Regions from separate parts of the Homo sapiens genome. Here region 2 is linked to region 1. Evidence: read pairs that join two places in POLR2A ChIA-PET (ENCODE). Cell type or tissue: PC-9. All regions are shown on one strand. Links, peaks and the distances in the headings refer to the core of each region. The heading gives the core; the rest is flanking DNA.

Region 1 (14,500 bases), core at 4,499-12,498:
AAGGGAGATGGCAACCTTCTACTAAAATATTTTCTCATTTTTGTCAAGGACAAAGTGAAAACTTTGTCTCAATCCAGCCCCAGATTTAAGAATTACTGACGTAAGAGATGCTGCAAATGTAATATCAGTAAGACTTGGCAACCAATGAGCCTGAGGTTAAGAGAGACAGAGATACTCCCTGCAGGGGTAACTGTGAGATGGGCAGCTGGACAAAAAAACCTAACAGGGCCAGTGCGGTGGCTCATGCCTGTAATCCCAGCACTCTGGGAGGCCAGGTGGGCGGATCACCTGAGGTCAGGAGTTCGAGACCATCCTGGCCAACATGGTGAAAACCCGTCTCTTCTAAATATACAAAATTAGCTGGGTGTAGTGGTGCATGCCTGTAAACCCAGCTACTTGGGAGGCTGAGGCAGGAGAATCACTTGAACCTGGGAGGCGGAGGTTGTAGTGAGCTGAGATCGCCCCACTGCACTCCAGTGTGTGCAACAGGAGCAAAACTCCATCTCAAAAAACAAAACAAAACAAAAAACCAAACGGATGAGAGCCAGGGGAGTGGGAGGAACCAGCTTGGGCACGCTGAGCTGAGGCATCCTTGGAACATTCCACAGAGGCCTGGTGGCCAGGCAGCTGAGAGGGGATGCCCAGATGTGATGGCTAGAGGCACAGCTACTGGGGAGCACTCCAGAGGGAGCCCCTGAACGTACCTTGACAAGCATAGTTTGCTCTATTCCATGAAAGAAGAGGCAAGGGCCTTGGCAAACTTCTACATGGCAAGTGCAAAAAGGGTTAAGAAGACAGAGAATAATTCCAGAGAGTTAAGGAGAACCTGAAGAGCAGAGGGATGAAAACCAAGAGAGAAGGCTTTAGAAAAGCAGAAAAGCCAACAGGGAAATGAGTCTTTTCTTGGAGTTATTTGCCTAATAACCACTTCTGTTTTGTTTGAGACAAGGTCTCGCTCTGTCACTCAGTCTGGAGTGCAGTGGCATGATGATCTCACCTCACTGCAGCCTCCACCTCCTGGCTCCAGCGATCCTCCTACCTCACCTTCTCGAATAGCTGGGACCACAGGTGTGCCACCTGTGTGCCACCACCATGTCTGGCTATTTTTTGTATTTTTTTTGTAGAGATGGGGTTTCACCATGTTGCTCAGGCTGGTCTTGAACTCCTGAGCTCAAGGGATCCGCCCACCTCGGCTTCCCAAAGTGCTGAGATTACAGCCGTGAGCTGCCGCACCCCGCCATGACCAGTTCTTTTCAATTCAGCCCCATTTACAAAATTTTGTGTCCAGTTTGTCTGAAGACATGAATTATAGTTCAAAACTATCTATTTTTTATTATGGTATAATATACATAGCATGAAATTAACCACTTTTATCATTTTAACCGTTTTAAGTGTATAATTCAGTGGCAATACGTTCATTAACAATGTGTGCCACCAACACCATTATCTACAGTATTTCAAGAACTTTTTCATCATCCCAAACAGAAATTCTGTACCCATTAAACAATAATTCCCCATTACCCACTCCTCAACCCTTGGAAACCTCTATTCTACTTTCTGTCTCTATGAGAATATGTTGCCTGTTCTAGGAACCTCATATAAGTGAAATCATACAATATTTGTCCTGTCGTATGTGGCTTGTTCACTTAAAATAATGTCTTCACGATTCATTCATCTATCAGAACTGCCTTCCTTTTTATAGCTGGATAATATCCCATTGTTATGGGTATGACACATTTTATTTATGTATTCATCTGTTGATGGACAGATGGGTTGTTTCCACCCATAACAATCTATTTTTATGCACTGTCTGTGCAGTCACTAAAATGAAATTACTTATCAGTTCTGGACCTCCCATCTCATACCAGAGTTCCCTTGTCCAAAACCCTGGGACTAAGAGTACCTGAATAAGCCAGTCTCACAGTTCCTAGGGCTGTGCTGGGCTCCCACTGTCTGTGGGAATAGCTCTGGTATCTGTCTAGCACTAGCAGGAGAGGAAAACAGAGGTTCTACAATAGACTCAAACAAGAGGGCCTCAAGTTCTTTCATTCAGCCACTTTAACATTGAATAACCAGGTCGAATACACCATTTTGTGTTTCAAAACCCAGCCTTACTTCTACAATTTGAGTCCTTAGAAAAACAGATTAGCACATATTATTTTTTAAATACCCACGAAGATGCAAAACAACTTCAGTATTCATAAAATGATGTACAATTGATAAATACTTTTAAATGTAATATTGTCAGATGTGCCCTTAGATGTTTTTTAGTTTCTTAACATAACCAGAAATAAATGAAAGACAGAAACATAGAAAATAGAATACCTAAAGAAATGTAAAAACCCTCAAAAGAGTTGAATTTCAAGCAAATTATATTTAGATAACTTGATTTTTGGCAAATTGACCCAAAGCTATAAGTAACACTAAATGTTGTGGTCATCCAGAAGGACAGAGACCATACAAGGCCATTGGATTTGGCAATCAGGATTTTAAATGGACTAGCTTCAATAAAGTAATGGCAGAGGTAGAAACCAGGTTGCAGAAATAATGAAAGAAACAGAGACAAGAATATATAGGCAGAGGATATAGGCACATTCTCAAGAAATTTGGTAAGAAGAAAGTAATAGGATGACAGCTTATACGGAGTAGTATTAGGGTCAAGACCCAAGCATGTTTCTAAGGCACAGAAGGAAACAATTAAGAAAATTGAGAAGAGGGAATCATTCCTTTGTTCCCATTGAATAAACACTTAATAGCTCCCTCCTATGTATCAGCCACTGTACTAGGGGTACAGCCCCCAAGGAAATCTATATATAGTAAGAAACAAAGAGCTAAGAATCATGAGCAATGCAGTGTGAGAAGAGCAATACCTAGGGATGTACCAAGTTCAGCAGAATATTTACTTCTGCCCCAGTGAAGCAAGGAGGGGAACGTCTTCAAGGAAATGAATGGGCATTCCCTGGGCAGACAAGTGGAAAATATTCCAAGCAGGGCAAGCCTGAAGGCCACAAACAGCATGGTCCTCCTGGGCCCTGTGTAATGGGCGAGGGGGAGGCTGAGAGGCAAGGACCAGCCCATCCCAGAGTCAGTCAACAGGAGCAGCTCGGCTGCTGTCTACTTCACTGGGTGGAAATCCACAGACAATTTAGCTAGAAAGAAAAGGATCTGCTGCTGGGAAACTAAAAACAGCCTAGAAAAATACTGCACAAGACCCCTGGGGTGTTGGCCAGCCCAAAAGCTCTTGTAGTTCTACTACTTTAATCCAAATGCCCAATCAGGGCAATGAAGTGTCCATCATGTTCTTACGGAGGTGGTGTATCTTTACCTCATGGGCAGAGGTGAGGTTGACCCCCAGACACCTGCACCGTGGGATGTGTCCAGGCTTAACTGCTTGCTCCTTTGTGGGTGTCCTGGGGCCTTTCATCTGTGCACATGGACCATGTCACCTATTAGCCAAAAGATTCCTGAGGCTAGGCCCTGTCGTCCCCTCCCTGTCCGCGTCCCACAGCCTGGCATCAGAGTTCACAGAGTGGATGTGAACTCAGCTTTGTTTCCCTCTTCAGGGCCGACTGGACAGGCGATGAGCCCCTGCCCTACCAACCCACATTCTCAGATGACTGGCAACTTCCAGAGCCCTCCAGCCAAGTAAGGGGAGCTTGGCATAGAGCCCTACCCACAGCCCTAGTCCCTGGCTAGTTTCTGCCCTCCCCATCCAAACCATGGTCACACAACTAGTGTGACCTAACACTGGCAAGCCAGCAAATTCCATGGAAACCCAAAAGTCACCACCAGACTGCAAACAGGAGATATTCTGGGGGACTCTCAGGGCTGGGACATAGGCTCAATTTCTGAGGCCCCATCTCCAAGTAGTGGGTGGGTGGGTGCATGTGGGTACCTGTATCTGTAAACTGGGGGAGGCAGGAAAGGGGATAGGAGGCAGCTGTGTGTGAGCTGCTTATGCCTGTGGTCGGATACCCCAGCTCCCTCCCACCATGCTGGCTGCCTCCTGCTCTTACTCACTCTCTGTTCTGTCCCTTACAGGCACCCTTAGGATACCAGGACCCTGTTTCCCTTCGGTATGCTCTGAGCTTAATAGGGACTGCGTGGTCCTGGGGAGGGAGGGACAGGGCTGTTCCTTTGGATCTCTGGCTCTCTACATCTTAAGAGAGCCAAGAGGGTCTCTTTTAGCCAGAAAAACATGTACAAGGACATCCCTCTCCTACCTTGGGTGAAAAACAGTGTTCTACCCTCCTAGGCTCCCATTGCTTCTTCTCATGATACTACCCACACATGCTTCTGATTTCCCATACTCAAGTATAAAGTGCTTAGGGCAGAACTCAGATGTAGAAAATTCCACTCCCGGAAATGTCTTCAGAAATCAATGACATTTCAGACCCCTCCTGCCTGCAGAAAGCCCCACCTAACACTGACCTGCCAGCAAACTCTAAAGAAACCCAAAAGTCACCATCAGACTGCAGGCCGGAGATACCTGAGGGGAATCTCAGGGCTGGGACATAGGCTTAATTTCTGAGGCCCCATTCTCCAGCCATCCTGACTCTGTTTCTTAGGCGGGGAAGTCATAGGTTAGGGAGCACCTCACACTTTCCTCAGGAGAAGACACACAACCATGACCCTCAGCCTGGGGACCCCAACTCCAGGCCCTCCAGCCCCAAACCTGCCCAGCCAGCCCTGAAAATGCAAGTCTTGTACGAGTTTGAAGCTAGGAACCCACGGGAACTGACTGTGGTCCAGGGAGAGAAGCTGGAGGTGAGGCTTGGGCCATAGGCTAGAAAAGGAGGTGGTGGTTGGTGGGAGCTACAGGCAGCCAAGGGTGGATGGTCCAGGGATGGAGCTGCCAAGGTGGGTGGCCTAGAGAGGGAGAAGGAGGGTAGGAAAGAGCTGGAGGGAGAAAGCCTTGTGTGGGGAGGGAAGGCTGGCTGGAAAGAGGCTCAGGGGACTGAGGTGGTGACTCTTGGCAGGTTCTGGACCACAGCAAGCGGTGGTGGCTGGTGAAGAATGAGGCGGGACGGAGCGGCTACATTCCAAGCAACATCCTGGAGCCCCTACAGCCGGGGACCCCTGGGACCCAGGGCCAGTCACCCTCTCGGGTACTACCCAGCCTGGACTATCCAGAGCCCTAAGTCTTGAGTTGGAGGTCGGGGTGGGGAGGATTCAGTGGCAAGCAGAGGAGATAGTCTTGGTTTGATTCGGACCGTATTATTGCATGCTTAGTGTGCCAACTTTATCATGGGGCCAGAGCAGAGAACAAGACCAGCTCCCTGCCAGACCAGAAAGCCACAGAGTAAGAGAAGTGATTTGATGGGAACCTGGAGAAGGGACCCAGATGTTAGGGGCTGTGGTTGGCTGTGAGATGAGATGGACTCTGATCCCTGGTTCCCCCTGATTCTAGGTTCCAATGCTTCGACTTAGCTCGAGGCCTGAAGAGGTCACAGACTGGCTGCAGGCAGAGAACTTCTCCACTGCGTGAGTGCCTGGCCCTACAGGATATGGAGGGAGAAACTTTGTAAAGGGCTAACCAAGGAAACCCAGAGACCCAGAACATACAACCTGGCCTACATTGTACATGACCCCGATCCAGCACCGTCTCTGCTGAGTTAGAGGACAGAGCAGAGGCGTGTCCAAGCCTAGATTAGAGATTAAGTGGGGAGCTCTGCTGTGGCAAAGGCAGCAAGGATCAGGGGAGTGGACTCGGGAAGAACCCCAGCTGCCAGCTTAGCCGCCCCTCCCCAGCCAGAAGATTCTCTCCCAGAGCACTTCTTTCAAATCTGGAAGTTCTGAAATTGGCTGAAGCCAAATGCTGACTTTACTCCTTCAATCTCAGATAGCCTACTCCATGAATTTTTCTGTAACCCCAACCTCCGAGCCCAAAGAGCCCTGTCTCTGCCCAAACGCTCAGGCCCAGGGTCCTTCCAGCCCACCACGGATGGCTTTTGCTGTTTTGTTCACAGCACGGTGAGGACACTTGGGTCCCTGACGGGGAGCCAGCTACTTCGCATAAGACCTGGGGAGCTACAGATGCTATGTCCACAGGAGGCCCCACGAATCCTGTCCCGGCTGGAGGCTGTCAGAAGGATGCTGGGGGTGAGGACACCCTGGGGTCCTGACAACCATTGGGAGTGTCTGGTGCTCCTGGGTGAGAGAGAGGGCCAGTTGGAAAAGCCTGCAGGCCCAGCCCTGGGGCAGAACTGAGTGTGGCGGGTGCTGGGCACAGGATATTCCCCCAGGGGCTTAGCTTCATGCATTCAGGCTTACCTTGAGGCTCCAAGCTTATTGGTGGCATAAGCTCTGCAGATCCCTCACCTGCCATCAGCCTCATCTGAATCTTTGTCTTTCCTCAGATAAGCCCTTAGGCACCAGCTTAGACACCTCCAAGAACCAGGCCCCGCTGATGCAAGATGGCAGATCTGATACCCATTAGAGCCCCGAGAATTCCTCTTCTGGATCCCAGTTTGCAGCAAACCCCACACCCCAGCTCACACAGCAAAAACAATGGACAGGCCCAGAGGCTGAAGCAAACAGTGTCCCTTCTGGCTGTGTTGGAGCCTCCCCAGTAACCACCTATTTATTTTACCTCTTTCCCAAACCTGGAGCATTTATGCCTAGGCTTGTCAAGAATCTGTTCAGTCCCTCTCCTTCTCAATAAAAGCATCTTCAAGCTTGTCATGTGCCTCCCTCGCAGCTTCTTCTGGGCCTGAGGGAGACCAAAGGCAGGGAGGCAGGAAGGGCTGGGACATTTGGCATGAAAACAGCAGCAAGCCTATATCCATCACTGAGCCAGATTGTTTGAATGTGAGTGGACATTCACACAGCAACCTGGAGCTGGGAATCAGAATTTGAGAATTAAGGTCCAAGCTCTCCTGACTCTCTTTCTAAACAAACTGCAAAATAAAGCTATGCTCACCATCTTTTTTGCACACACATGTCTCTCAGTACATTCCAAGGCACCCAGCACAGCTGCAGGCACACCACTTCACAGTAGCAAAGTGCACTAGGACCGACAGCTGTAGGCTTTGGTCAGTTGCACCAGTTGGCTGGGTGAACTCCAGCAAGTCATTCCACTCTTTGGGTCCCTGTTTTCTCAAGGGTTAAGCAAAGAGTTTGGACTGTCCATAGCTTCTTACATTTTTCAGTAAAAGTAGCTTTCTTTAATCTCAGTGGAGTCCCCTCTCTACATACCAGTAGCTATACTTTTATTGATTTAGTCAACAGATAAGGCCCAATGTACTTATGGATTTGAGGGTTCTTAAGATGTTCCCTTAAATCTCTCTTACCTGAATGTGTCCATGACCCTAACATTGTCTGGGCCCCAGACTGCCCTATTTTTAGACAGCCTATGTCATTCCCTTAAGTTCCTGGCCTCAGAAAATCATCTCTCATAGCTGTTAACAGAATAGGAAAGCAACAATTTTCCCTCACAAAAGAGAGAAAAGGTGAGACCCTTTTTGGGTGTGACTTGTCAAGGGCAAAAGTTACCCAGAAAAGTTAATTTCTTGGGATGGGGGAGGAGGTATTAACCCATCACCCTCTGTTGCCTCCCAGAGCTAAAGGAGCCTAGAAACAGAGAAACCGTCCAGGATCCGAAAAAAGTGTTTTCACCTGGTGTTCCCCAGACTTCCCAAGAAGACTGCCATGTGGCAAGAGGCTGTTCAGATGGCCAAGTGCAGGAAAACCAGCACCAACTGCATTATTAGACAGATCTAGGTTTGAATCCCAGACCATCTGTGGGACCTGAAGCTTAGAGGAGCAACTCCCCTAACTGCTCCAGGCCTGTTTCTTCTTCTAGAAAATGGGCATAACACAGGAGCCAAGATGGCCGAATAGGAAGAGCTCTGGTCTACAGCTCCCATCGTGAGCAACGCAGAAGACGGGTGATTTCTGCATTTCCATCTGAGGTACCAGGTTCATCTCACTAGGGAGTGCCAGACAGTGGGTGCAGGACAGTGGGTGCAGCGCACCGTGCGCAAGCCAAAGCAGGGCGAGGCACTGCCTCACTCGGGAAGCACAAGGGGTCGGGGAGTTCCCTTTCCTAGTCAAAGAAAGGGGTGACAGATGGCACCTGGAAAATCGGGTCACTCCCACCCTAATACTGCGCTTTTCCAACGGGCTTAAAAAACGGCACACCAGGAGATTATATCCCACACCTGGCTCAGAGGGTTCTACGCCCACAGAGTCTCACTGATTGCTAGCACAGCGGTCTGACATCAAACTGCAAGGCGGCAGCCAGGCTTGGGGAGGGGCGCCTGCCATTGCCCAGGCTTGATTAGGTAAACAAAGCAGGCGGGAAGCTCGAACTGGGTAGAGCCCACCACAGCTCAAGGAGGCCTGCCTGCCTCTGTAGGCTCCACCTCTGGGGGCAGGGCACAGACAAACAAAAAGACAGCAGTAACCTCTGCAGACTTAAATGTCCCTGTCTGACAGCTTTGAGGAGAGTAGTGGTTCTCCCAGCACGCAGCTGGAGATCTGAGAACGGGCAGACTGCCTCCTCAAGTGGGTCCCTGACCCCTGAGCAGCCTAACTGGGAGGCACCCCCCAGTAGGGACAGACTGACACCTCACACGGCCGGGTACTCCTCTGAAACAGAACTTCCAGAGGAACGATCAGGCAGCAGCATTTGTGGGTGGCCAAAATCCGCTGTTCTACAGCTACCGCTCTTCTGCAGCCACTGCTGCTGACACCCAGGCAAAGAGGGTCTGGAGTGGACCTCTAGCAAACTCCAACAGACCTGCAGCTGAGGGTCCTGTCTGTTAGAAGGAAAACTAACAAACAGAAAGGACATCCACACCAAAAACCCATCTGTACGTCACCACCATCAAAGACCAAAAGTAGATAAAACCACAAAGATAGGGAAAAAACAGAGCTGAAAAACTGGAAACTCTAAAAAGCAGAGCACCACTCCTCCTCCAAAGGAACGCAGCTCCTCACCAGCAACGGAACAAAGCTGGACGGACAATGACTTTGACGAGTTGAGAGAAGAAGGCTTCAGACGATCAAACTACTCCGAGCTACAGGAGGAAATTCAAACCAATGGCAAAGAAGTTAGAAACTTTGAAAAAAAATTAGATGAATGGATAACTAGAATAACCAATGCAGAGAAGTCCTAAAAGGGGCTGATGGAGCTGAAAGCTAAGGCTCGAGAACTACGTGAAGAATGCAGAAGCCTCAGGAGCCGATGCGATCAACTGGAAGAAAGGGTATCAGCGATGGAAGATGAAATGAATGAAATGAAGCGAGAAGGAAAGTTTAGAGAAAAAAGAATAAAAAGAAACGAACAAAGCCTCCAAGAAATATGGGACTATGTGAAAAGACCAAATCTACGTCTGATTAGTGTACCTGAAAGTGAGGGGGAGAATGGAACCAAGTTGGAAAACACTCTGCAGGATGTTATCCAGGAGAACTTCCCCAATCTAGCAAGGCAGGCCAACATTCAGATTCAGGAAATACAGAGAATGCCACAAAGATACTCCTCGAGAAGAGCAACTCCAAGACACATAATTGTCAGATTCACCAAAGTTGAAATGAAGGAAAAAATGTTAAGGGCAGCCAGAGAGAAAGGTCGGGTTACCCACAAAGGGAAGCCCATCAGACTAACAGCGGATCTCTCCGCAGAAACTCTACAAGCCAGAAGAGAGTGGGGGCCAACATTCAACATTCTTAAAGAAAAGAATTTTCAACCCAGAATTTCATATCCAGCCAAACTAAGCTTCATAAGTGAAGGAGAAATAAAATACTTTACAGACAAGCAAATGCTGAGAGATTTTGTCACCACCAGGCCTGCCCTAAAAGAGCTCCTGAAGGAAGCGCTAAACATGGAAAGGAACAACCGGTTCCAGCCACTGCAAAAACATGCCAAAATGTAAAGACCATCAAGTCTAGGAGGAAACTGCATCAACTAACGAGCAAAATAACCAGCTAACATCATAATGACAGGACCAAATTCACACATAACAATATCAACTTTAAATGTAAATGGGCTAAATGCTCCAATTAAAAGACACAGACTGGCAAATTGGATAAAGAGTCAAGACCCATCAGTGTGCTGTATTCAGGAAACCCATCTTACATGCAGAGACACACATAGGCTCAAAACAAAGGGATGGAGGAAGATCTACCAAGCAAATGGAAAACAAAAAAAGGCAGGGGTTGCAATCCTAGTCTCTGATAAAACAGACTTTAAACCAACAAAGATCAAAAGAGACAAAGAAGGCCATTACATAATGGTAAAGGGATCAATTCAACAAGAAGAGCTAACTATCCTAAATATAAATGCACCCAATACAGGAGCACCCAGATCATAAAGCAAGTCTTGAGTGACCTACAAAGAGACTTAGACTCCCACACAATAATAATGGGAGACTTTAACACCCCACTGTCAACATTAGACAGATCAACGAGACAGAAAGTTAACAAGGATACCCAGGAATTGAACTCAGCTCTGCACCAAGTGGACCTAATAGACATCTACAGAACTCTCCACCCCAAATCAACAGAATATACATTTTTTTCAGCACCACACCACACCTATTCCAAAATTGACCACATAGTTGGAAGTAAAGCACTCCTCAGCAAATGTAAAAGAACAGAAATTATAACAAACTGTCTCTCAGACCACAGTGCAACCAAACTAGAACTCAGGATTAAGAAACTCACTCAAAACCGCTCAACTACATGGAAACTGAACAACCTGCTCCTGAATGACTACTGGGTACATAATGAAATGAAGGCAGAAATAAAGATGTTCTTTGAAACCAACGAGAACAAAGACACGACATACCAGAATCTCTGGGACACATTCAAAGCAGTGTGTAGAGGGAAATTTATAGCACTAAATGCCCACAAGAGAAAGCAGGAAAGATCCAAAATTGACACCCTAACATCACAATTAAAAGAACTAGAAAAGCAAGAGCAAACACATTCAAAAGCTAGCAGAAGGCAAGAAATAACTAAAATCAGAGCAGAACTGAAGGAAATAGAGACACAAAAAACCCTTCAAAAAATTAATGAATCCAGGAGCTGGTTTTTTTTAAAAGATCAACAAAATTGATAGACCGCTAGCAAGACTAATAAAGAAGAAAAGAGAGAAGAATCAAATAGACGCAATAAAAAATGATAAAGGGGATATCACCACTGATCCCACAGAAATACAAACTACCATCAGAGAATACTACAAACACCTCTACGCAAATAAACTAGAAAATCTAGAAGAAATGGATAAATTCCTCGACACATACACCCTCCCAAGACTAAACCAGGAAGAAGTTGAATCTCTGAATAGACCAATGACAGGCTCTGAAATTGTGGCAACGATCAATAGCTTACCAGTCAAAAAAAGTCCAGGACCAGATGCATTCACAGCCGAATTCTACCAGAGGTACAAGGAGGAGCTGGCACCATTCCTTCTGAAACTATTCCAATCAATAGAAAAAGAGGGAATCCTCCCTAACTCATTTTATGAGGCCAGCATCATCCTGATACCAAAGCCGGGCAGAGACACAACCAAAAAAGAGAATTTTAGACCAATATCCTTGATGAACATTGATGCAAAAATCCTCAATAAAATACTGGCAAACAGAATCCAGCAGCACATCAAAAAGCTTATCCACCATGATCAAGTGGGCTTCATCCCTGGGATGCAAGGTTGGTTCAACATTCGCAAATCAATAAATGTAACCCAGCATATAAACAGAACCAAAGACAAAAACCAAATGATTATCTCAATAGATGCAGAAACAGCCTCTAACAAAATTCAACAACACTTCATGCTAAAAACTCTCAATAAATTAGGTATTCATGGGACGTATCTCAAAATAATAAGAGCTATCTATGACAAACCCACAGCCAATATCATACTGAATGGGCAAAAACTGGAAGCATTCCCTTTGAAAACTGGCACAAGACAGGGATGCCCTCTCTCACCGCTCCTATTCAACATAGTGTTGGAAGTTCTGGCCAGGGCAATTAGGCAGGAGAAGGAAATGAAGGGTATTCAATTAGGAAAAGAGGAAGTCAAATTGTCCCTGTTTGCAGATGACATGATTGTATATCTAGAAAACCCCATTGTCTCAGCCCAAAATCTCCTTAAGCTGATAAGCAACTTCAGCAAAGTCTCAGGATACAACATCAATGTACAAAAATCACAAGCATTCTTATACACCAATAACAGACAAACAGAGAGCCAAATCATGAGTGAACTCCCATTCACAATTGCTTCAAAGAGAATAAAATACCTAGGAATCCAACTTACAAGGGATGTGAAGGACCTCTTCAAGGAGAACTACAAACCACTGCTCAAGGAAATAAAAGAGGATACAAACAAATGGAAGAACATTCCATGCTCATGGGTAGGAAGAATCAATATCATGAAAATGGCCATACTGCCCAAGGTAATTTACAGATTCAATGCCATCCCCATCAAGCTACCAATGACTTTCTTCACAGAATTGGAAAAAACTACTTTAAAGTTCATATGGAACCAAAAAAGAGCCCGCATTGCCAAGTCAATCCTAAGCCAAAAGAACAACGCCAGAGGCATCATGCTACCTGACTTCAAACTATACTACAAGGCTACAGTAACCAAAGCAGCATGGTACTGGTACCAAAACAGAGATATAGATCAATGGAACAGAACAGAGCCCTCAGAAATAATGCCACATATGTACAACCATCTGATCTTTGACAAACCTGACAAAAACAAGCAATGGGGAAAGGATTCCCTATTTAATAAATGGTACTGGGAAAACTGGCTAGCCATATGTAGAAAGCTGAAACTGGATCCCTTCCTTACACCTTATACAAAAATTAATTCAAGATGGATTAAAGACTTACATGTTAGACCTAAAACCATAAAAACCCTAGAAGAAAACCTAGGCAATACCATTCTGGACATAGGCATGGGCAAAGACTTCATGTCTAAAACACCAAAAGCAATGGCAACAAAAGCCAAAATTGACAAATGGGATCTAATTAAACTAAAGAGCTTCTCCACAGCAAAAGAAACTACCATCAGAGTGAACACGCAACCTACAAAATGGGAGAAAATTTTCACAACCTACTCATCTGACAAAGGGCTAATATCCAGAATCTACAATGAACTCAAACAAATTTACAAGAAAAAAACAAACAACCCCATCAAAAAGTGGGCAAAGGATATGAACAGACACTTCTCAAAAGAAGACATTTATGCAGCCAAAAAACACATGAAAAAATGCTCACCATCACTGGCCATCAGAGAAATGCAAATCAAAACCACAATGAGTTACCATCTCACACCAGTTAGAATGGCAATCATTAAAAAGTCAGGAAACGAGGTGCTGGAGAGGATGTGGAGAAATAGGAACACTTTTACACTTTTGGTGGGACTGTAAACTAGTTCAACATTGTGGAAGTCAGTGTGGCGATTCCTCAGGGATCTAGAACTAGAAATACCATTTGACCCAGCCATCCCATTACTGGGTATATACCCAAAGGATTATAAATCATGCTGCTATAAAGACACATGCACACGTATGTTTATTGCGGCACTATTCACAATAGCAAAGACTTGGAACCAACCCAAATGTCCAACAACGATAGACTGGATTAAGAAAACATGGCACATATACACCATGGAATACTATCCAGCCATAAAAAATGATGAGTTCATGTCCTTTGTAGGGACATGGATGAAACTGGAAACCATCATTCTCAGCAAACTATCGCAAGGACAAAAAACCAAACACCGCATGTTCTCACTCATAGGTGGGAACTGAACAATGAGAACACATGGACACAGGAAGGGGAACATCACACTCCAGGGACTGTTGTGGGGTGGGGGGAGGGGGGAGGGATAGCATTAGGAGATATACCTAGTGTTAAATGAGGAGTTAATGGGTGCAGCACACCAACATGGCACATGTATACATATGTAACAAACCTGCACATTGTGCACATATACCCTGAAACTTAAAGTGTAATAATAATAAAATTTAAAAAAAAGAAAGTAATGCAAAAACTGCAAAAAAAAAAAAAGAAAAAGAAAAGAAAATGGGCATAACACCTACTTCCTAAAGTTGTTGTGAAGCTTAAATTGGAATAAATTAGCTAACATACGTAAACACTTAGATATTGCCTGGCATATGATAGGTGCTCAATAAATGTTAATCTTATACCTCAGGTGAATTTGTGACTGGCCTTTTGCTTTCTTGGGAGGAGAGACACAGGCATTATAAATTTCACCTGTCCATGTGGTTTGTACTCTTCCTTTCTTCTGTTTAGCAAAATGCCCTTTTAAAAAGTCCCAACCTTGCTTCAGTTGAACTGATGGGCAAATGTGATTTCCCACACCTGAGCTAGGGGATCTAGGCTCTCAGACTGCCCTGAGAGCTGTGCTGCAGAGGCCTGGCCAGAACCCTCAGAGCAGCTCCGGACTCCTTCCTCTGTCACTCCTCCACATTCAACTAGAATCCTATGTCTCCCGAGTTGACCCTGTTGCAAATCTGTGCCC
Region 2 (8,632 bases), core at 1-8,000, 83 kb after region 1:
GGGCAGCTGGATAGATGGGAAACCGGGGAAGCTCAGTTGGGCCACCAGGCTCCCCAGCATCCCCTTCCCATATGCAAGGGCAAAGAGGAGACCAGGGCCTGCTCATGGCAGGCCTGAGATAGAAATACTGTCACACTAATAAATGAGCTGGGACACAGAACATCATGCAAGGGCTGTGTAGACAGCCAAGAGTGAGAGGAATTGGGCAGAAGACTCCTGATCTTAACACCTCTAAGCTGGGGAGAGGAGATGCAGTCAGAGACACGTCGCACTTTCCCCCAAAACCGCCCCTTCCCCTGCACCTACATTGGGAAAGTCCAGGCCCAGCTTGAATTTTTCATTCAGCCACTGGCTTCTGTCATAATCAGGAGCTGTGGTGGGGAAGATGAAGTGAAAACAAACCTCCCCAAAGCCCAGCCCTCCTTCCTGGGGACCCTCCCAAGGAGCCAGTGGCAAGACCCCTGAGACAGGTGGATCTAGAATCTGACCACTCAGTCCCACATCCCAGGATTCAGAGAAAAAGAATTCCAGTGAGGGCTCTGGACCCCACACAGCTAAGGCTTCCAGGGTTTAGGCAAGCCCTGAGGGACACCCATCATAATTACCCAGACGGGGGCCCAGCATCCCGCCCCAGCATTCTGCCTTGCAAGGAGCTCCCTCACCAGGGCTCAGGGAAGGGACAGCCTGCAGTTCCAGCAAGGGAGGCCTGCAGAGTCAGCCACAGGTGGCCACTATCGGTTGCTTGGTGCCAACTTAGTGTGAGGGGGCAGGGCCCAGACTCGAGGGTGCCATTACCGTCCCCCATCGTGTACTTCTTTTCCTCGTAGCTTGAGTCTGTGTATTCCAGGAGCAGGCGGATGGAATGGGCCAGCTGGGAGAGATGGCCCACAGCTCGGGTCAGAGATGGAGGGTCCCTGACTTTGTGACGACTCTGCACAAGGGGAGCCCCATCTCCTCCTCTCGTTCCTGCCTCACCCGCCCCCACCCCGCACGCCCAGCCACACGCACAGACAGCGGCAAGCACAGACCCCGCTGTCAGGGACAGCCCTGAAGAGGAACCGTCCCTAGAGCCCGTCCTGCAGCTGCTCCACACTTCCCCGCCCCCACGCACCCCCGTCCCACCGCCCAGCGGACCCTGGCTCACCCCGCGGATGTTCCAGTACCCCAGTGTCATGGGCATGGTGCTGGTTGCTGTGGATTCTGCAGACAGGCCTCAGCGGGGCGGGGCTCAGCGTTTGTGAGAGGCCCAGAGAGGGTAGAGGGGAAGCCTTGCTGCGACCCCGCCCCACGGCCCGCCCTGCCCCCGAAACGGGCCAATCTGGAGGCCTGGAGCGCGCTCATGGGGCTAGGAGTAGGATCTCCTCCCACCTCCCAGCCCCGTGGGTTTCAGGAGAGAGATCAGGACGCCCAGAAGCCCAGGGCGGGGGAGAACTGGTTGAGTCCAGGGGTTCAAGACTGAACTGAGCTATGATCGCGCCGCTGCACTCTAGGTTAGGCAAGAAAGAAAGGCTCTCTCTAAAACAGAGAGATTCTGAATAAAGTAATAATAGCCTAATAAAGAAAAATAACACAAAAGAACATTTGGTGCTCAGGGATTCACTGGATAAGTTTTCAAAACTTTTCAATGTATGATAGAGATTGTTATAAACTGCGGACATACGTGGCATGACAGACCTAACGTGGGAAGGACAACACAGGCAAGGATGATTATAACTCACTGTCACTTATCAGCCTAAATCCAAACGTCAGGAATACCGCCTCAGAGAAAAGAAAATGATGTTTTTGTCATAAGTGGTGCTGTGCTCCTAGGGAGCTTGCTGGGTGGGAAGAGAGACAGAAAGGTGGGGAGCAGGGGCTGGTGGACTTGGGGAGGGAGGAGAAAGCCCATGTGGAAACGTTAGAATCTGGGGTAATCAGAGGTCTTTGTATTCATTCGTTTTGTAAATTTCTCAAACTCTCATGTTAAATCAAAATAAAAAGTTAAAAAAAAAAAACTACCAGGACAGACATACACAAATATTATTAACTGAAATAAATGTTCCATCAAAAAGGACTTACCTTAACTACATGAGTTATATTATGATTTCTATTATTATTATTATTATTATTTTAATATTAGTATCCATCCAGCACACCACTGGTCTTCAAGTGGAGGTAACTTTGCCCCTCAGGGGACATGTAGGTCTGTCTGGAGACTTTGTTAATTGTCACCACTGGGAAGCGCCCATGGCATCTAGTGGGTAGAGTTTGCGTAGGATGCTGAACACCCTGCAATGCTCAGGACAGTGCCCCACAACAAATGATTTTGCCCTCCAAAATGACAGTACTGCTGAGGTGAAGAAACCCTAGTCTAAAACCCAGCCAACGTGGTGAAATCCCGACTGTACTAAAAATGCAAAAAAATTAGCCAGGCCTGGTGGCGGGTGCCTGTAATCCCAGCTACTCAGGAAGCTGAGGCAGGAGAATCGCTTGAACCAGGGAGGTGGAGGTTGTAGTGAGCTGAGGTTGCACCACTGCACTCCAGCCTGAGCGACAGAGTAAGACTCCGTCTCAAAAAAAAGAAAAAGAAACCCAGGAATGGGTCAAAAGTTGCAGTGGGAGAAACAAGGTCCTCAAAATTCTGGTGGCAGGAAGCAGGCCAAAGGACCCACTTCCCTGGACACCAGCTGGCAGAAGGGAGGACCTAGAGACAATCTCAGCTGGCACAGTCCCTGCAGGCATCAAGCTGCACATCAGGAATGAGAGAAGGAGAATTGGGCAGGGAAATGGTCTACCAGGTGGACAGGCTGGGCAGCCTTGATCTTTCAGGGTACAGGGTAGGGAGTATGGGACTCTCTCTGCCAGTCAGACAGCAGGCCTACCCTGCAGCTCTGAGCACATTATTCCAGAGACAGGCAGCCTGAGCCCAGCACCAGAGTGGGTAATTCCTCTAGAGCTGCTGGGGCAAGGCTAGGCAGGATGAACTGAACTTATTTTTGAAAAGTATCCACCCAGCCTGGGAAGCATGGTGAAACATTGTCTACCAAATATACGAAAATTAGCTGGCCATGGTGGCCCTTTACCTGTGGTCCCAGCTACTTGAGAGGCTGAGGTGGGAGGATCATTGGAGCCTGAGAAGTCGAGGCTGCAATGAGCCGTGATCACACCACTGCACTCCAGCCTGGGTGACAGAATGAGACCCTGTCTCAAAAAAAAGTAATAACAAGTCAAATTTAAAAAGAAGGTATCTACCTGACTATCGTGTGTAGAAAGGTCCCAAAAGTCAATGCCAATTTGCAATGACTTGACTGGACTCTTCCTGCATTTAACACCCCCATTAGGGGTGGCCAAAAGTCGAATATATAATAAGCACCTGATGACTGCCACAGACATGGATATGAGTGATGCTAGTCACCAGAGGCAGCCCCCTTCCACTGTTCACCCACCCTTCCAAGCCTGCCAGAGACCCTCACCCAAAATGAATCGACAAAATGTGCAAGCAGATGTTTTCATCTTTGGAGTCTTTAAAATAATGATCATCAACAGGGAGATTTACCAGGAGAAAAGAGAATATCTTCCCTCAAAATCTCCTTGGAGTTTACTGCAAGGCATCTCAGAAAGTGCTTTCCATATAGAAAAGCCCCCAGGTAATAGATATGCTGCAGCGTTTTATCTTGTGTTTGATTTTTTAAAACTTATTGATGATGAGTTTTTGTGTGTGTGTGTGTTTTTGTTTGTTGTTGTTGTCGTTGTTGTTTTTTGCTATGTGTACTAGGTCAGGGTTCTTCAAAATTTGAAGTGACACCACTAAGATAAGGCTGTAGGAAATTTGTGTGTTTATTTATAAATTTATCTATCTGTTATGGGAATTGGCTCACACAATTTTGGAGTGAAGAAGTCCCATGATCTGCCGACTGCAGGATAGAGAAGCAGGAAAGCCAGTGGTATCATTCAGAGGCTAAAGGCCTCAGAACAAAGGTGGGGGTGGGAGGCGATGGTGTTAGTCCCTGATCAAGTCTGAAGGCCAGAGAACCAGGAGTGTGGAGGTCCCAGGATAGGCAGAGATGGATGTCCCAGTCAGAGAGGTCAAATTCACCCTTCCTGTCTTTTTCTTCTCTCTGGGCCCTGACAGTTTGGTGGATGCCTCCTTCATTGCTGAAGGAAATCTTTGCTGTCTTCTGATTCAAAGGCAAATCTCTTCTGGAAACACCCTCACAAGCACAATGATTTTACCTGCCATCTGAGCATCCCTTAGCCCAGTCAAGTTGATGCAGAAAATTGACCATCACATTATGCCACAGGAAACCTAGAACAGAATCATAATTAATTACATTGTGCCTATTAGAGAGAAGGTCTTGACTGCCACAAGATCATTCTTTAACCTTTCTCCAGGAGTTGACTAAGCCACAGGTAGAGAATGGGTAAACAGAGAGTTTTATACAGGAGATTCAAGGACGGGTAGATTCATAGACTGTGATTCATTGGCAGAAACATGCACACACTATAAACAAAAAAGGTGAAGGTAGAAAACTTGAAGGTATTCTATAAACCTATAAAAATATTATAAGATGAAACTGCAATCCCTCAAGTACCTAAGGTAGTGCAGAAAGATCCATGTGACTTGCAGGTGTCACCATGAATTAAGTTATTCTCTCTGGGCTGGGCGCGATGGCTCAAGCCTGTAATCCTAGCACTTTGGGAGGCTGAGGCAGGCAAATCACGTGAGGTCAGGAGTTCGAGACCAGCCTGGCCAATATGGTGAAACCCCATCTCTACTAAAAATACAAAAATTAGCCGAGGGTGGTGGCACACGCCCGTAATTCCAGCTACTCAGGAGGCAGAGGCAAGAAAATTGCTGGAACTCAGGAGGCGGAGGTTGCAGTGAGCTGAGATCGCGCCACTGCACTCCAGCCTGGGTGACAGAGTAAGACTCCACATCAAAAAAAAAAAAAAAAAAAAAAAAAAAAAAAAAAAAGCTATTCTCTCTAGAGAGCAATTTATCTATGATAATACCATAACACCATTCTCACCTTTTGCCTTGTAGTAATTGCCTTTGGGGACCAACTCAAATAAAGTACCCAAAAACCAGAGAAGGAATTAGTTTAAACATGATCACTCTGTTCTAAAAATAAATAAATGAGAAAAATCCACATGCCCAATAGGGTAAGAATGACTAAGCAAACTATAATTTATCCACAGGAAGTAATGATAGCCATTAAATGCTAGAAATAGGCATGCATATAGACTGCCAACATGTACAGATTCTTAGGTAAAATGTTAAAGAGAAAAAACTGCAGAACCTAAGAGTGTATGTGCCCATCAATCTCACCTATCCAAAGAAGTAGGCATAAATAAAAATCTAAAGGGAATTTGAAATGACACCATTAAGATAGAGCCTATAATTTGCCTAATAACTATTCAGTGAGCACCTGCTATGCTCAGGGACTGTCCTAGGTGATATGCAAACACCTGTTACATCAGCGAACAAGAAGAGACAAAAACACATGTCCTGAGGACGTTGACATCTTATGAGGGAAAGCAAACCAACACAAGCACACAAATAATGTAAGACATATGAGCATGCTTTTCATTGAAGTGTAATACACATACAGTGCACAGGCCTTAATGCATGCTTTTTTTTTTTCTTTTTGAGACGGAGTCTTGCTCTGTCGCCCAGGCTGGAGTGTGCAGTGGCGTGATCTCAGCTCACTGCAACCTCTGCCTCCTGGGTTCAAGCAATTCTCCTGCCTCAGCCTCCTGAGTAGCTGGGATTACAGGCGCTGCCACCACGCCTGGCTGATTTTTGTATTTTTAGTAGAGACGGGGTTTCACCATGTTGGTCAGGCTGGTCTCAAACCCCCAACCTCATGATCCACACGCCTCGGCCTCCCAAAGTGCTGGGATTATAGACGTGAGCCACCGCACCTGGCCAAGCATGCTTTTCATTGAAGTGTAATACATACAGTGCATAGGCCTTAAGTGTGCTACTCTGTGGGCTTTTCCACTTGGATACTCTTCTGGAATCACCTCCCAGATAAAGAGAGAAAACTTACAGCACTGCACCAGGAGCCTTCAATAGGCAACCTTCCAGTTCTCACCAAGGTCACCAATCATCTGACCTCTGATACCATGGACTCATTTCCCTCTCCTGAATTTCGTGTAAGTGGAATGAGATCGTGTGTCCTTTCTCCTGTCTGGATCCTTTTACTCAACACTTCTGTGAGACCCATCCATGTTTTTGCACATAGTGTTAGCATGTTTATTTTCATTATAGCAGAGTAAATATACCATTATATGAATGATGGAATTATGTTGATAAACCACAGTTTATTTGTTCATTCTTCTATTCATGGAATTTGGATTGTTTTCAGTTATTGGCTATTTAAAATAAAGCTGCTTTTGGCATCATTATACCTGGCTCTTGGAATCCATTAAGACTCATTCCTATAGGGTGGGATTTCTGGGTCCTGGGTAGATGTATGTTTAGCTCTAGTTGACACTGCCAGTATTCCAAAGTGGCTTTCCCACCAGCAATGCATGACAGTTCCAGTTACTGCATAAATCACCAGCAATTGTCAGTCCTTTCAATGTCAGCCATTCTAGTGGGGATACAGTAGGATCTTATGGGTTTTTAACTTTCTGCTTTCTAATAATGTTGAGCACCTTCTCATGAGCTTGTTGGCAATTTGGATATTCATTTTTCGGAAATGCCTGTTCAAGTTTTGACTCATTTTTTAATGGGCCGTATTTCTGGATATATAGTTTTTGGAGAAAAGACCTTTGTTGATTTGTAATAAGTTCTCCCTGCTGGGCATCACCTGAATTCCTAACCCACAAAATCAACAACTATTTGTGATAACACAGCTTGGGAACTGCTGAGTGGGAGAACCTTCTGGTGAAGCAGCTCACAGTAGAGCTTGCGTCCTAGAGATCTAAGCTGTGATGGAGTCAGTCAGTGTGGAAGACAGAAGGATCCTGGTTCTCTGTGATGGGAATTCCACCACCTCTGGGCATCTAAGACGTACTCACTGAGACCTAGCTCTGCCTAACCATGGAAAGCACTGAATAATACTGAATACATAAAAATAAATGAAGATCTAGGCCCAGAAAGAGGCATCCTTTCTATAGAGCACTTTATGTGGCTTCCTGCTCTAAGGCAGTCAGAAAAGAGATCAAGAAGTTGGAAACAGGGCCAGGCATGGTGGCTCACACCTGCAATCCCAGCAATTTGGGATGCCAAGGTAAGAGGATCGCTTGAGCTCAGGAGTTCCAGACCAGCCTGGGCAACATAAAGAGACACATCTCTACAAAAATTTTTTTAATGTGGCCAGGTGTGGTGGCACACCTATAGTCTCAGCTATTTGGGAGGCTGAAGTGGGAGGATTCTTGAGCCCAGGACTGGATGTTGCAGTAAGCTACGATGCCGCCACTGCCCTTCACCTTGGGAAGCAGGAGACCTTATTTCAAAAAAAAAACAAAGTTGGAAACACCTTACTAAGCCCATCATAATCTCTATGAACCCAGCTACTGCCAGGGTCACCAGCCAGTCCCTCAGAAGAGGCAGTGACAGACACAGTCTGGGCAGCCAGGAGCAAATAAGACAAGACTATAGCAAATGTGGCTGAGGCTTTATTTTGATCAGGTAGGCCTAAGGCAGGGGCCATGCTGCAGGAGCAGGGCCTGTAAACCAGTCAATGCTGTCATGCAACACGGGGACAGCTCAGGGCTGAGCTCCACAGGCGAGGGGCCAGGTAGGCCCTTCAAAGCAGATACAACCACTAACAGGAAGGAAGGTCAGGCTGGCTTTAGTGCAGGGAAGGGTAGTGTTGGGAGGGGGATGTTCATGAAGGAAAGTGGGTAGCTGAGGCTTCAAAGGGCCTGCATGGGACAGGGGTTTAGGGGAAGTGAAGAGGCCCAATAAAGTCTTGGGGGTAAAGATGGGAATAAACAGGAGAAAGGAACGAGGAGGCAGGTGCTGGGATGCAGAGTCCAGCTGCGCTGCACAGCCTGGGCAGCAGGCTGAGTATGGGCTCCTCACTCCCACCTCCTGGCCTTCAAGGCATTACTTGTTGCCCCAGACAGCCACCCTTGTGTACAGAGGTTTTGGGAGGAAGCGGCTGGACTTCATGTAGGCAGAGATCTTCTCCAAGCCCTGAGAGGGGGGAAAATAAGGCCAGAACTCAAGGTCAGCTGCCCATGAGGGCTGGGACAACCCCACTGCAGACACAGCAGGTCAGGGCCCTGGCCACAGCCTTTCCACGTGGGCTCAAGTGCTGAGGCATCACACAGCCTCTTAGGGTCCCCAGATTTGCGGAGTTAACTCTTCCAACTTCCTTTAAGTAATGTTGTACCACAGTAACAGCTAACACTTATGAAGATTCTACCCGGTGCTGGGTGCTCTGTACCCAAGAGAAATTACAACATAAGCTTAGAAAACCCACTCGACTACTCTGCAAGGCTGAATCTATTATCACCATTTCTCATGTGGGAAACAGAAGTTCAGTAACTTCCTCACACTCAAATAGCTACTAAGGGGGACAGAGCTGCAACGTAGACTGGTTCTGTCTCTCTCCAGTTCTGGCCTCTTTCTGTCAAATCCCCATCCTCCCCCAAATCCCTCAGGAGGTCCTGTCACTCTCTGACTACACAACAT

What was found. Peaks named below come from ENCODE experiments on the same cell type or tissue, not always from the same donor. Only the 100,000 strongest peaks of a DNase experiment are listed, where the experiment ranks them.
Region 2: POLR2A ChIA-PET joins it to region 1 with 10 read pairs; 5 of 35 experiments call an interaction of 5 or more read pairs at or near these places.

Annotation. Positions count from the first base shown.
Region 1 is chr1:109,742,262-109,756,761 of GRCh38, reverse strand. It overlaps EPS8L3 (EPS8 signaling adaptor L3), which reads left to right. Exons shown (of 19, transcript NM_133181.4): 13 at 3,564-3,645; 14 at 4,042-4,076; 15 at 4,569-4,767; 16 at 4,980-5,108; 17 at 5,411-5,484; 18 at 5,970-6,102; 19 at 6,360-6,682. The coding sequence ends at 6,371. Among named protein-coding and RNA genes, the nearest start is that of GSTM3, 8.5 kb to the right of the region's middle. RefSeq lists an enhancer at 5,150-6,349. In PC-9, for the core only: no CTCF peak of the experiment used is centred there; no DNase peak of the experiment used is centred there; H3K27me3 peaks cover 2,446 bases.
Region 2 is chr1:109,660,664-109,669,295 of GRCh38, reverse strand. It overlaps GSTM4 (glutathione S-transferase mu 4), which reads right to left. Exons shown (of 8, transcript NM_000850.5): 8 at 7,596-8,131. The coding sequence ends at 8,042. GSTM2 (glutathione S-transferase mu 2) reads right to left here and starts at 1,239. Exons shown (of 8, transcript NM_000848.4): 1 at 1,145-1,239; 2 at 796-871; 3 at 307-371; 4 at 1-6. The coding sequence starts at 1,180. RefSeq lists a silencer at 988-1,157. In PC-9, for the core only: no CTCF peak of the experiment used is centred there; a DNase peak (open chromatin) is centred at 4,466; H3K27ac peaks cover 719 bases.